2 separate regions of the Homo sapiens genome follow, and region 1 is linked to region 2. The links are chromatin contacts, found by POLR2A ChIA-PET in ENCODE. All regions are on one chromosome and are shown on one strand. The core of a region is the stretch at or near the end of the contact, and the rest is flanking DNA. Distances in the headings are between cores, read along the strand shown.

Region 1 (6,325 bases), core at 3,596-6,095, 8.4 Mb before region 2:
ACATGAGTAAGTTATATGTTGTGTCTACATGTATATATATGTCTATAAATGTCTTTGTGTATTATCTACATGGTACTGAATTAACTTAAAGATAACTGGTCATGAATTAAAAAAATAAGCCCAATATTTTTAAGAATATGTGAATTGAGTAAATCTTTTGGTAAACATGACTAGTTTAATATTGTTAGTTTAATTTTAAAAAAGTCTTTTGACTTCTCAGCAAAATATGTATATATTTAACTTTATTGCTTTTATGATACTTGCCCAACATGGTAATATAAAAATGGATAATAGGAAGTTTAACTTTAGATGAGTATATTAGTCTGTTTCATGAGATTTTACAAAAATAATTGTTAAGAATAAATAAATAAAGCATGTAAATGGGACAAAAGTTTATAAACTTACAATACTGATTGTTTTGTAATGTGTTTAATTTAAATAGTTTCTCAAATCTTTATGGAAACTACACTCGTAGACTGTTGCTAAGCTACATTAAATGATGGCTATTCATTAAACATCTAAATTATCTCCAAGTAAGACAAAATGCTAAGATATTAATTTTTAAATACAAGTTTAAGCTAAATATTTTTGGTTTCTTCACAGAAACCAAAGATATTTAGATCTGTTAGTATGCCCTATTCCACATTAAAAATGTTTCCATTTAAAATCCTATGTTTCTAAAAATTAGAAAATATATCTTTATAAAATTTTAGTTCATGACTAATAGTTAAAATTGCTTACTTCTCAGGCTTTCACTATAAATTAAGATTATTAAAAATTAAAATTCTGCCCAAGATTCGTAACTAAAACTATTGTTAAGGAGAGAAACAACTTTACATACACAGTACAAAGAAAATGTGTTTCTTGATGAAAAAAAAATATTTTAGAAACAGATGTGAGAATGTGGTTTTTCTTAAAGAAACGGCAATTTTGCTGAGTTTAGAGGTTATTTAAAAAATACATAAAATTGAGAGAAAAAAGATAAAGAAAATGAGGTAAACTTAATGGATATAGAAAGCTGGAGAAAGAGAAAAATAAAATTTTAAGGGGTTATAAAAGGTTTACAGAAATCTTGTATGGTCAAAGCTGATTGAGATTGAATACATCTGTTTATAATGCTTTCCTAAGGTTAGCTTTAATATTAATAATATAAAAATAAAATTTGATTTTCTACTTTTATGAAGAAGATTTACTCCAAATTTGTTGGAAGGAACCATATTAGATTTTCTTGGCCAGTACCTGTGCCACTAAATTGAAGGGTAATGTCTTTTAAAATATCTGGTCACTGCTCTCTCTACATAGCTCTGAAAAAACCCAGTACTGGACAAATTCTCTCTAACTTTTCCACAGGCATGGCCACCAATCTGTTTTAGATTAAGATTCTATTTGAAAAAAATCTGCTAATTATCTGCCTGGCTTTCAAAAAACAGCTTCATTCATTTTATTGGAAAAAAATGTTTTTGCCTTGGTGAGGTGTCACCTCCCATGAACACATGATTAAAAATATTTTTATAAGCTTAGAAAAAATTACTGATAAAACTGTTACATCCATTGCAGCTCAAAAAAAAGCTACTGATTCACTGGCTACGATTATACTAGACAATCATATTGCTTTAGGTTACATATATTACCTGAGCAAAGATATGTATGTATGGTGGGAAATATCTTTTTATTGTGTACACATAAATACTTCCTACAAAGTAGAAATTTTTTAAAAAAATGAGTTGGCCACTGTCACAAATTCTCCACCCTGCACAAGAGAGAAACTGATGTTTTCATGAATGTTTTGTAATTTACGTGTTAATCTACCACACTTTCTTGTAGAAATGTATTTATTTTTCTGCAGGCATCATGAGAGAGACATTTCCTCTGTCTTTTCCCAGGTAGCATTCCCAAAGCTAAGCCCTGGGATTCTGTTTGAAATCATGCTAAATAGAACAGACGCGGAATCTTACTACACTCACTGTGGGAAATATAAAAGGTAAATGAGAATTTTCAACCAATGGAATATAAACTATTTTTTTCTAAAATCTACCTCTTTTCTTTTAGAAAATTTTTTTTTTAATCTTTCAAGCTCTAATGATAAAATCCATTATACAATTAATGAAAAACTGAAGTTGAAATAACTGAACATATATATTGAAGGTGACAAACACAGGGAGAAGTAGTGCTGACTGGAACACAAATGTTTTAGACTCATGTGTCAATCACTTGAGAGATTCTCCCACCCCCATTCTGCTCACTAAAGTACTTGATCATCACTCTCCCAAAAGATACTGCACTTGCCCCCTGTGTGGCAGATGTGTATTTTGCTTTGCAAATTTATACACTCCCTCACTAGAGTGGATCTTTCCTGTACTTTGGGACAGTTATTCTCCTTCACAAGCCTGAGAGAAACCAGAGGGCAAGATGCATTTGTGCCTTTTCCCCTCAATATCAGCACCTGATTGGTTGACCACCAATGTGTCTGCAAGAAATGAAAACTAGGATTGAGGGGAAAAAAATCTTAATGTTAAAGCAGTTAGCTTTTTAGAGGAAGGGTGAATCAGGAAACTGCTCTCAGCACGAGGGCATCCAGCTGCTCCCCTGAGAGGCTCCACCCAATGCCTCAGGCTCTTCTCTGAAAGGAGATGACCCAGGGGCTAATGTTTGCTAGACACTCCAAGAGATATGGTCCTTGTGGGTATCTTGGATCATCCCCAGAAAGCTGTAATACTTGGACCAGGAAAACACAGGAGAGTGACTGAGGACACATCACCCTGCAAAGGATCCAAAGACATTCTGGGAAGGCGCGCGTGCCTAGAGAAGATGAGAGGAGATGCGCAGTGTCAGGTGACTACTCTTTGCTTTTCTGTCCTGTGAAATATGCACAAACAGACTAATATATTAAAAAGAGCCACCCACGGCTCTGTTAAACAAAAATAAACAAAATGCCACATCCGTTTTAAAATTAAATAAAGAACTGATAGTTCATAATGTGATTTGGAGAGGGATAGTTGGCATTTGGGAATGTGGGAAAGAAATTGGAAATTTAGAATTTTATACAGTCCCTAGAACAGTTAGGCTGGGAGAACAGTTTTAGATTTGAGACCCTGCTTGCCAAACATTTGAAAAATGCAGAGAAAACCAACGACCCTGTGGAGCATTAAAATAATTAAATAGCTAGCAATTAGGCTGAAGTGGCCATGGTGCCCTGGGATTCTGCCTAAGGAAACCTAACTACGTCGAAGGAATTTCTGGTAAATTATTAACTTTGAGAAACAACAACAACAACAACAAAACAACTTAGGCTTAACCAACCACAAGCTGCCAATAAAAAGCTCTAATTACATAACCAGGACATTTCCACCGGAGGGCTGCAAATGCAATACGTAACTGTAACCAATCAAATATTGAATCTGGTTTGCTTCCTCATACCTCTTAAAAAAAAAAAACAACCTTTTGTTCCAAGACCCTCCTTTGAGCCCCCAAACAACAAATCATAGCTGGGTGTTCTCTGATTGATAAATTACTGTTTGTGCAAGTAAACTATTTGTATTAATCGCTTCTGGCATTACTATAAATACCTCAGACTGGGTAATTTATAAGAGGATTAATTGGCTCATGGTTCCACAGGCTGCATAGAAAGCATAACACCAGCGTCTGCTTCTGGGGAGGCCCCACCCAGAAAGCTTAAAATCATGGATGAAGGTGAAGCAAGAGCTTGAAAAAGAGGCAAGGTGGGGTGCTGTACACTTCTAAATGATGAACTTCAGGGAACTCACTCACTATTGAGAGGACAATACCAAGAGGAATGGTGCTAAACTATTCGTGAGAAATCCGGGCCCACAATCCTTCCACCAGGCCCCACCTCCAACATGGGGGATTACATTTAAATAGGAGATTTGGGCTGGAAAACACATCCAAATTATATCCTAAAGTTGCCTCAATTTAGGCTAGGGTGGTGGGTCATGCACGTAATCCCGGCACTTTAGGAGGCCCGAGGCGGGCGGATCACCTGAGACCTGAGCTCGGGGAGTTCGAGACCAGCCTGAGCAACATGGCAAAAGCCTGTCTCTACAAAAACAAACAAAACAAAATAGGCGTGGTGGCGCACCCCTCTAGTCCTAGCTACTTGGGGGGCTGGGGTGAGAGGATCATCTGAGCCCAGTAGGTGGAGGCTGCAGTGAACCGAAATGCACTTTAGCCTGGGCAACAGAGTGAGACACTGTCTCAAAAATAAATAAATTTAAAAAAGGGCCATGATTTTATTTTTAAAAGGAGAAAGGAGGGACTAGGGACCCCACGGCCCACTGCTTCTTCCACGGAGGAACTCCAGACCCTAAATGAGAATTCCCGTCTTATGACACTCCCAACACCCCCACACAATCTGGAGGAGGGAGACTCGAGGTTGCGGCACAGAGCTGCCCAGGAAGGGATCTGAGCTGGGGAGAAATTCGAGTTTAGGGACAAAACAAGACGTAGCGTTTTGGCTGCTGGCTCAGCCCCTAATCTGCGATGGAGGGAAATGAGGATTGAGCTGTGCCCGCGGGGACTCGGGGATGCAGACTCCAGAGCAGACCGCGAGAAGGCCCAGATACCACCGCAGCCGGTTCCGGCCGGATTCAAACAGCCTCTTCCCCATTCTCGGGACACCCACTCCACGCACTCACCATTTCCCAGCCTCCAGATGTTCCGCCGTCCTCCCTATGGATCTCCCAGTACCTGCAGGTCACAGGATAACAGAAGCTATAGTAGAGTCACCGAGGAACTCCAGGAACGGAGGAGATGGAACAGTGGAGACGCGAACTAGGATCAGAGCCCGGAAGCTAGGAGACAAAGGCCCCGCCATATTGAAGAGGCCGCCTCTTCCTCTGTAGCTGCGCACTTGATTGGACAGTTTCACGCTGGCGCCACTGATTGGCTAGGGCTCCAGGCCCCACCCGTTTCAATCCTAAGTGACAGAAGATGTAATCAGACACTGGGCTGAATGAGGCAAGGGTGACAGGTTTTTGCCTGCAGCGTTTTCAGGCGAGTCCTCCCTGTGCTGGGGGCCTGGCCCTGCCTGAGAGACATTTGTATTTAACCTTGCATATAAGATTATATCACTTTCTGATTATATTTTCGTGTGTGTGTATATATTACATTCTGAATTATAGTTATGTGTATGCTGCAGGCCCTGTCTCAGCATCCTGTCTTTCCCTTTAGCTGCAGGAGATCAAAGTCCTCCAGGAGATGCAGCTGCTTCAGCTGGCTGTAGACAATTATCACCTTCAGTCTGTGAAGCAATTTTGGGTCTGCTTCCAATTAATGGAGTGTCTCAGTGAGACTGAGAGGTGAGGGCCTAGCAGATTGGTTAGAGGTGCCACTCGCCCAGGCCTCCCAAAACACCCTGTCTCTTTCCCACCAAAGCTGAGCCTGCCTGAGGACCTAAACAAGCATGGAGAACCAAGATGGGACCCTAGTCAGGGATAGTGCTGGGCTGTGGGGTAAAGTCAGCTAGGTCAGGGCCTCCAGGTGTGGGGAGGAGCCGGCCTCTTCTGTAGAGCCCTGGGCAAGTCACTGCCCTCTTTGGGCCTCTGTTTTCTTATCTAAAAAATGTAGGGATGATGAGCCTCACAGGGTAATGAGGAGCTTCAAAGGAGAAAAATTTGAGAGTGCTTGTGCCTGGCTCTTCCTGAGAGAGATGATGATGAGAACAATGGTGACGGCTACATATAACTGAGTCCTCACGAGGCCCAGTGAGGTAGGTGTGGTTCCCATCACACTTTCAAGTTGAGAAACAGTCTCAGGGAGGCCTGGCTGCATGCCCAAGGTTCCACACACAGTGAGTGTTGCAGCAGGGAGTGAATCTAGAATCAGAGTTTACTGGAGGTGGCAGGAGCACTGGACCAGCTTGACTCACACCAGTTATCCAGGGTACCAGGTCAATGTAACTGGGCATAACTGGGTGAAGGGAGCATAATATCACTGACCTTGTCCTTGACCCTGGCAGAGGAAGACACCCAAGTTGGCCACCCTAGAGAAGAAACCACAGAAAGCCCAGATGAGGCTAAAGCAGCAAAAAGGCAGGTACCTGTGATGGGGAAGAGCTCCAGGGATTCAGAGGGAAGAGCTCCTCCCTCCCAGCTGGAGGCCTCCACATCAAAAGAGCAAGGGGCCTTTCTCCCTCAGCCCTTCCCTCCTGTGGCAACAGTCCCTGAAATGCCTCTATAAGAGAAATCAGAGTAAAGGCCTGGAAGAGCTGGGCTGAGTGGATTTGGGAAACGGTGGAGCTAGGGACCACATAACATTGTGACTTGTTAAAATCTCACCACAGAGTTAATAAGGGAGTGCTTCATGTTTT
Region 2 (6,415 bases), core at 912-3,411:
GTGTTTCCAAGCCTGTCTTTGGGTTCAAGCAGGGATCCCCAACCCCCAGGGCAGCAGACTGATACCATTCAGTGGCCTGTTAGGAACAGGGCCGCACAGCAGGAGGTGAGTGGCGTTGAGCCAGCATGAGTATTACCGCCTGCGCTCCACCTCCTGTCAGATCAGCAGCGGCATTAGATTCCTATAGGAGCACAAACCCTATTGTGAATTGTGCATGGTAGGCAGAGTTTTGCTCTTGTCCAGGATGGAGTGCAATGGTACAATTGTGGCTCATTGCAACCTCCGCCTCCCGGCTTCAAGAGATTCTCCTGCCTCAGCCTCCAGAGTAGCTAGGATTACAGGTGCGCACCACTATGCCCAGCTAATTTTTGTATTTTTAGTAGAGACGGGGTTTCACCACGTTGGCCAGACTGGTCTCGAACTCCTGATCTCAGGTGATCCAACCGCATCGGCCTCCCAAAGTGCTGGGATTACAGGTGTGAGCCACCTCATCCGGCCAGTACTTTGCATACAGAATGACTACAGCAGTTAGAGTGGATTGACATTAACTGTTTTCTTGGAATGTGTAAACCGTGTTATACCTACAGACCAGCAAAATGCCTGGCTCAAAGCAGATGAGAGACAAGACATCTTTACTGAGAGATAAATGTTTTTTTGCTTAGGACCCAGGACATGGTGGTGATTTACCAAAGCCACCCGGAAACAAGAATGTTTCTCACCTTTAATAAATAGGGATCCAGAACAAGCCTGGTCACTCTCACTTTAGCAGTCTTTTGCATTTTTGTCCCAATCACCTTCCCCACAATCCATCTGGCATGGACGGATGAGCGAACTACGGACATTACGTGGCTTTGGTCACCTGAAAAGCAAATTCCAAAGTCTCATATTCTGGTGGTTATGATGCCACATGAATTTTGTCACAAGAACTGTCCAGGTTAGTCCAGAAACAGTTTTTTTCTTTTTCGTTCCCCCCTCCACCCAGAAACAGTTTTGTTTTGTTTTTTTTTAGATGTAGTCTCTCTCTGTCGCCCAGGCTGGAGTGCGGTGGTGCGATCTTGGCTCACTGCAAACGCCGCCTCCTGGGTTCACGCCATTCTCCTGCCTCAGCCTCCCGAGCAGCTGGGACTACAGGCGCCCGCCACAACGCCCGGCTAATTTTTTTGTATTTTTAGTAGAGATGGAGTTTCACCGTGTTAGCCAGGATGGTCTTGATCTCCTGACCTCGTGATCCGCCCGCCTCGGCCTCCCAGAGTGCTAGGATTACAGGCGTGAGCCACCGCGCCCGGCCATATGTATTTTTCTTTAGATGAAGTTTAGTTCTTTCGCCCAGTCTGGAGTGAAGTGGCGCGATCTCGGCTCACTGCAACCTCCGCCTCCCGGGTTCAAGCGATTCTTCTCCCTCAGCCTCCCGAGTAGCCGGGACTACAGGCCCGCACCACCACGCCGAGCTAATTTTTGTATTTTTAGTAAAGACAGAGTTTCACCATGTTGGCCAGACTGGTCTCGAACTCCTGACCTCAGGTGATCCGCCCGCCTCAAGCCTCCCAAAGTGCTGGGATTAAGAGGCGTGAGCCACCGCGCCCGGCTTGAATCACCATTTCAGAGATGCTTACACGTTCCCCACTACCCAACCTCTCATCTTTACAGCGCTTACAAAGCGGTAACTTTAACTTCGCCAAGCCTCACGTTCCCCTTCTGCAAAATGGGCAGGCCTATTTCGCAGGAGTGCTTTGAGAATTTGACCCACAGAACGCTCAATACCACGGACAAACGCTGGACGTTACTGGTCCCTTATCTCTCTCCACCCCGCTGGGTCGCCTCTCCCCACAGGCTCAGTGCCCAGGTAGCACTCGGCGGGGCCGCCGCGGTGTCCCCCTCCCCGGCCCAGCGACGGATGACTTGGGCTGCTTTTGAGATCAGTTCACAAGCCATTCCACCAGGCTTCGGAAAGGTTGGGGTGATTCGTGCCCTCGCCCCAGACAACCCCGAGGTCAGACGAAGCGATTCGCTCTCAGGGCTCTCACGCGAGGGTGCCTTGGGTCCCCAGCAAATCCTCCCCCGGCAGCAATACCCCGGAGCCTGCCCTCACCTCCACCACGAGACTCACCTCCGCCAAGACTATGCAGCCACCTGCCCCGGGGAGCGCCGGTCGCAGCGGGATGGCGTCACGCCGTACGCATTGGCTCAGTCCCACACTACCCCTCTCGTAGGCCGTGCATCTCCTTAGCCGTGGGCGGAGTTAAAGGCAGGACCCCGCCCACTCTCCCTTAAAGGGACCCGCGGCGGTGGCGGGGTCGGGGGCGCTGACCTCTGGTTTCCTAACGCGCGCAGCTAGTGGACAGTGGCGCAGGAGGTTTCGGACTTTTCTTTCATTCTTTTGTTTTGTTTCTTTTTTTTTTTTTTTTTTTTGAGACGGAGTCTCGCTCTGTCGCCCAGGCTGGTGTGCAGTGGCGCGATCTCTGCTCACTGCAACCTCTGCCTCCCGGGTTCAAGCGATTCTTCTGCCTCAACCTCCCAAGTAGCTGGGATTACAGGCGTGCACCACCATGCCCAGCTAATTTTTGTATTTTTAGTAGAGACAGGGTTTCACATGTTGGCCAGGCTGGTCTCGAACTCCTGGCCTTAAGTGATCCAACCACTTTGGCCTTTCAAAGTGTTGGAATTACAGGCGTGAGCCACCGTGCCTGGCCTAAAAGTGTTTTTTTTTTTTTTTTTTTTGAGACAGGGTCTCACTCTTGTTGCCCAGGCTGGAGTGCAGTGGCATGATCTTGACTCACTGCAACCTCTGCCTCCTGGGTTTAAGGGATTCTCCTGCCTCAGCCTCCTGAGTAGCTGGGACTACAGGCATCTGGCACCACGTCCAGCTAATTTTTTTTATTTTTAGTAGAGACGGGATTTCACCATGTTGGCCAGGCTGTTCTTGAACTCTTGGCCTCAAGTGATCCACCTATTTCGGACTCCCAAAGTTCTGGGATTACAGGCATGAGCCACTGTGCCTGGCTGGTCCAGATTTACCTATACTTTCCCTGACCAGTTATTGTATCAGAAGTTTTTCAAACGAAAAATATCAGTGGGGAGTGGTACTTAGCAACAAAGCTCTGAGTGCTAGGTGAGCAACTTGCTACTGGGATTTTCCTGCCTGTAGGCTATTTCAGCAGATGTAGCTATCGATACATTGAAACATACACACACGCACACACACACCTACCTTTAAACAGCAGTGGGTTTCTTTCTTTTTTGGGACGGAGGCTGTCTCTGTCGCCCAGGCTGGAGTGCACTGGCGCGATCTCGGCTCACTGCAAGCTCCGCCTCCCGGGTTCACGCCATTCTCCTGCCTCAGCCTTCCGAGTAGCTGGGACTACAGGCGCCTGCCACCAGGCCGGCTAATTTTTTGTATTTTTTTTAGTGGAGACGGGGTTTCACCGTGTAAGCCAGGATGGTCTCGATCTCCTGACCTCGTGATCCGCCCGTCTCGGCTTCCCAAAGTGCTGGGATTACAGGCATGAGCCACCAGTGGGTTTCTTCTTTTGCTTCACCAGTTCCGTATTTTTATCTCCTTTCTTCCACAGTTAGAACTCTGGTCCCTACCCCGACAACATCAATGATTAATGCTAAATCCTATAGTATACACTATATGCTTTTGGAGTTGTACTAACAATATCCCGACTAAAAACAAACTTTCTAAGTGATGCGTGAGATTATTTTTTGTGGTTCTTTTTGTCCTTAGAGTGTACAATGACAGCACTGTGTTCAACATTTCTTGGGATTCTTTTTTTTTCTTCTGTGTGGTTGTAACAATATTCTATACAATTAGATTTTTTTTTTTTTTTCAGACGGAGTCTCGCTCACAATCTCGGCTCACTGCAAGCTCTGCCTCCTGGGTTTACGCCATTCTCCTGCCTCAGCATCCCGGGTGGCTGGGACTACAGGCACCCGCCACCACGCCCGGCTAATTTTTCTTGTATTTTTAGTAGAGATGGAGTTTCACCGCGTTAGCCAGGATGGTCTCCATCTTGTGACCTAATGATCCGCCCGCCTCGGCCTCCCAAAGTGTTGGGATTACAGGCGTGAGCCACCGTGCCTGGCCTTCATTTTTATATGTTTGTATACAATTTTGTATTCGAGGATAGGAAAAACCATATCCTTTTAATCTTATTTTTTGAATGTGTAAATCATTAAAATGGTTCAAAAATTAAAACTTTAAGGCTGGGCGCAGTGGCTCACGCCTATAATCCCAGCCCTTTGGGAGGCCGAGGCATGCGGATCACCTGAGGCCAGGAGTTCGAGATCAGCCTGTGGCAACATGGTGAAACTCCATCCCTACTAAAAATACAAAAATTAGCTGGGCATAGTGACACACGCCTGTAATCCCACCTACTCAGGAGGCTAAGGCAGGAGAATCGCTTGAACCTGGAAGGTGGAGGTTGCAGTGAGCGGAGATGGTGCCAGTGCACTCCAGCCTGGGTGAGGGAGTGAGACTCTGTCTCAAAAAAAAAAAAAAAAAAAAAAAAAAAAAGGGACGGGAAGGGAGGGGGGAAGGGAAGGGGAGGGGAGGGGAGGGGAGAAGGAAGGACTAAAACTTTAAAAAGATACAAGCAGAGAAATTTCATTCCATTCCCAATCTTTTTGATCTTGTTCTTGTTTCCCATAGGTAACTAATTTATTAGTTTCTGGTTTGGCCTGCTTATATTTCTTTTTGCAAAGATTGTATATATTCTCTTACAAAAGTAACATTCTATGTAGACTGCTTTGTATTTGCCCTTTTCACTTAACATATCCTGGAAGAATCGCTCCAAATCAGCTTCTGGAGTGTACTGAACATGCTGATCTTTCTTTTCAGTTGCACAGAACTTTACTATGTGAATGTACAATAGTCTTTTTTTTTTTTTTTTGAGACAGAGTCTCACTCTGTCACTGAGGCTGGAGTGCAGTGGGGTGATCTTCGCTCACTGCAACCTCTGCATCCTGGGTTCAGGTGATTCTCCTCCCTCAGCCTCCCGAGTAGCTGGGATCACAGGCACTCGTCACCATACCCGGCTAATTTTTGTATTGTTAGTAGAGACAGGGTTTCATCTTGTTGGCCAGGCTGCTCTTGAACTCCCGACCTCAAATGATCCACCTGCCCTGACCTCCCAAAGTGCTGGGATTACAGGCGTGAGCCACTGCACCCAGCCTTATTCATTATTGACCTAAAAATATATATTTTTTTCTTACTAGGTACGAGCATATGTACACACACACATATATATGTATGTGTATATAGATTTGTTCCTGTTTAATCAAGAAATAATAAACATTGGGGTGCTAGGCAAGCCAAGTAATCTTGGAAAAAGTTACTTCAACAAAGTAGAAAGATGGTCTAACAGTTAAAATAGTTACTTCAACAAAGTAGAAAGACGGTCTAACAGTTAATTGGCTCTAATGATTACATACAATAATAACCAAGGAGAAGCAGGATTCAACAGTGTGTTTCAAAATGATTAAGCAGCCAAATGTTCTACAATGAAAAGCTGACTACAAAAACTGCACTCTTCACGAAGAAGGAGCTGGATGGCCTTTTGATTATACAAATAAGGAATATAAAGGCTTTGGAATAATGCTAGCTAAAAAGATCATTATGTCCTGTCAAAAAAATGACCAGACAATGGCTAGATACTTTTGGGAAAGTTCAAGTCTCAAAAATTTAAAGTTTATACAAAAGGTCTTAAAATGTCCCACAACACTACAAGTGATATTTTGTTATAAAAGACCAAATAAGAGTTATTTCATTGATGCAAGGTCTTATGGATGACGTGACCAAGGATGAGGCATTGCTAATGCATATGCTACAATTTAGTTTGAGACAGTATTATTATTTTGGGTCTGGTAAGATTGGCAGGCGGATCACAAGGTCGGGAGTTGGAGACCAGCCTGGCCAATATGGTGAAACCTCATCTCTCTTAAAAATACAAAAAAAAAAAAAAAATAGCCGGGCGTGGTGGTGCATGCCTGTAATCCCAGCTACTAGGGAGACTGAAGCAGAAGAATTGCTTGAACCCAGGAGACGGAGATTGCAGTGAGCTGAGATCATGCCACTGCACTCCAGCCTGGACAACAGAGCAAGACTCTGTCTCAAAAAAAAAAAAAAAAAAAAAAGGTCGGGTGCAGTGTGGCTCAGGCCTGAAATCCCAGCACTTTGGGAGGCCAAGGCAGGTGGATCACCTGAGGTCGGAGTTCGAGACCAGCCTGGCCAATATGGCGAAACCCCGTCTCTACTAAAAATACACAAAAGTAGCTGGGCGTGGTAGTGGGCACCTGTAATCCCAGCTCCTTGGGAGGCTGAGGCAAGAGAATTGCTTGAACCTGGGAGGTAGAGGTTGCAGTGAGCTGAGATTGTGCCATTGCACTCCAGCCTGGGTGACAGAGTGAGACTCTG

What was found. ChIA-PET counts read pairs that join two places held with the same protein, here RNA polymerase II (POLR2A).
Region 1: POLR2A ChIA-PET joins it to region 2 with 10 read pairs in naive thymus-derived CD4-positive, alpha-beta T cell. The contact joins the promoter of ZNF736 here to the promoter of MRPS17 in region 2. POLR2A ChIA-PET finds 5 or more read pairs at or near these places in 3 of 52 experiments (GM10248, OCI-LY7 and naive thymus-derived CD4-positive, alpha-beta T cell).

Annotation. Positions count from the first base shown.
Region 1 is chr7:64,312,481-64,318,805 of GRCh38, reverse strand. It overlaps ZNF736 (zinc finger protein 736), which reads right to left and starts at 4,845. Exons shown (of 4, transcript NM_001170905.3): 1 at 4,653-4,845. The coding sequence starts at 4,655. RefSeq lists an enhancer at 4,613-4,792.
Region 2 is chr7:55,947,623-55,954,037 of GRCh38, reverse strand. It overlaps MRPS17 (mitochondrial ribosomal protein S17), which reads right to left and starts at 2,161. Exons shown (of 3, transcript NM_015969.3): 1 at 2,108-2,161; 2 at 720-859. The coding sequence starts at 842. RefSeq lists an enhancer at 2,049-2,108.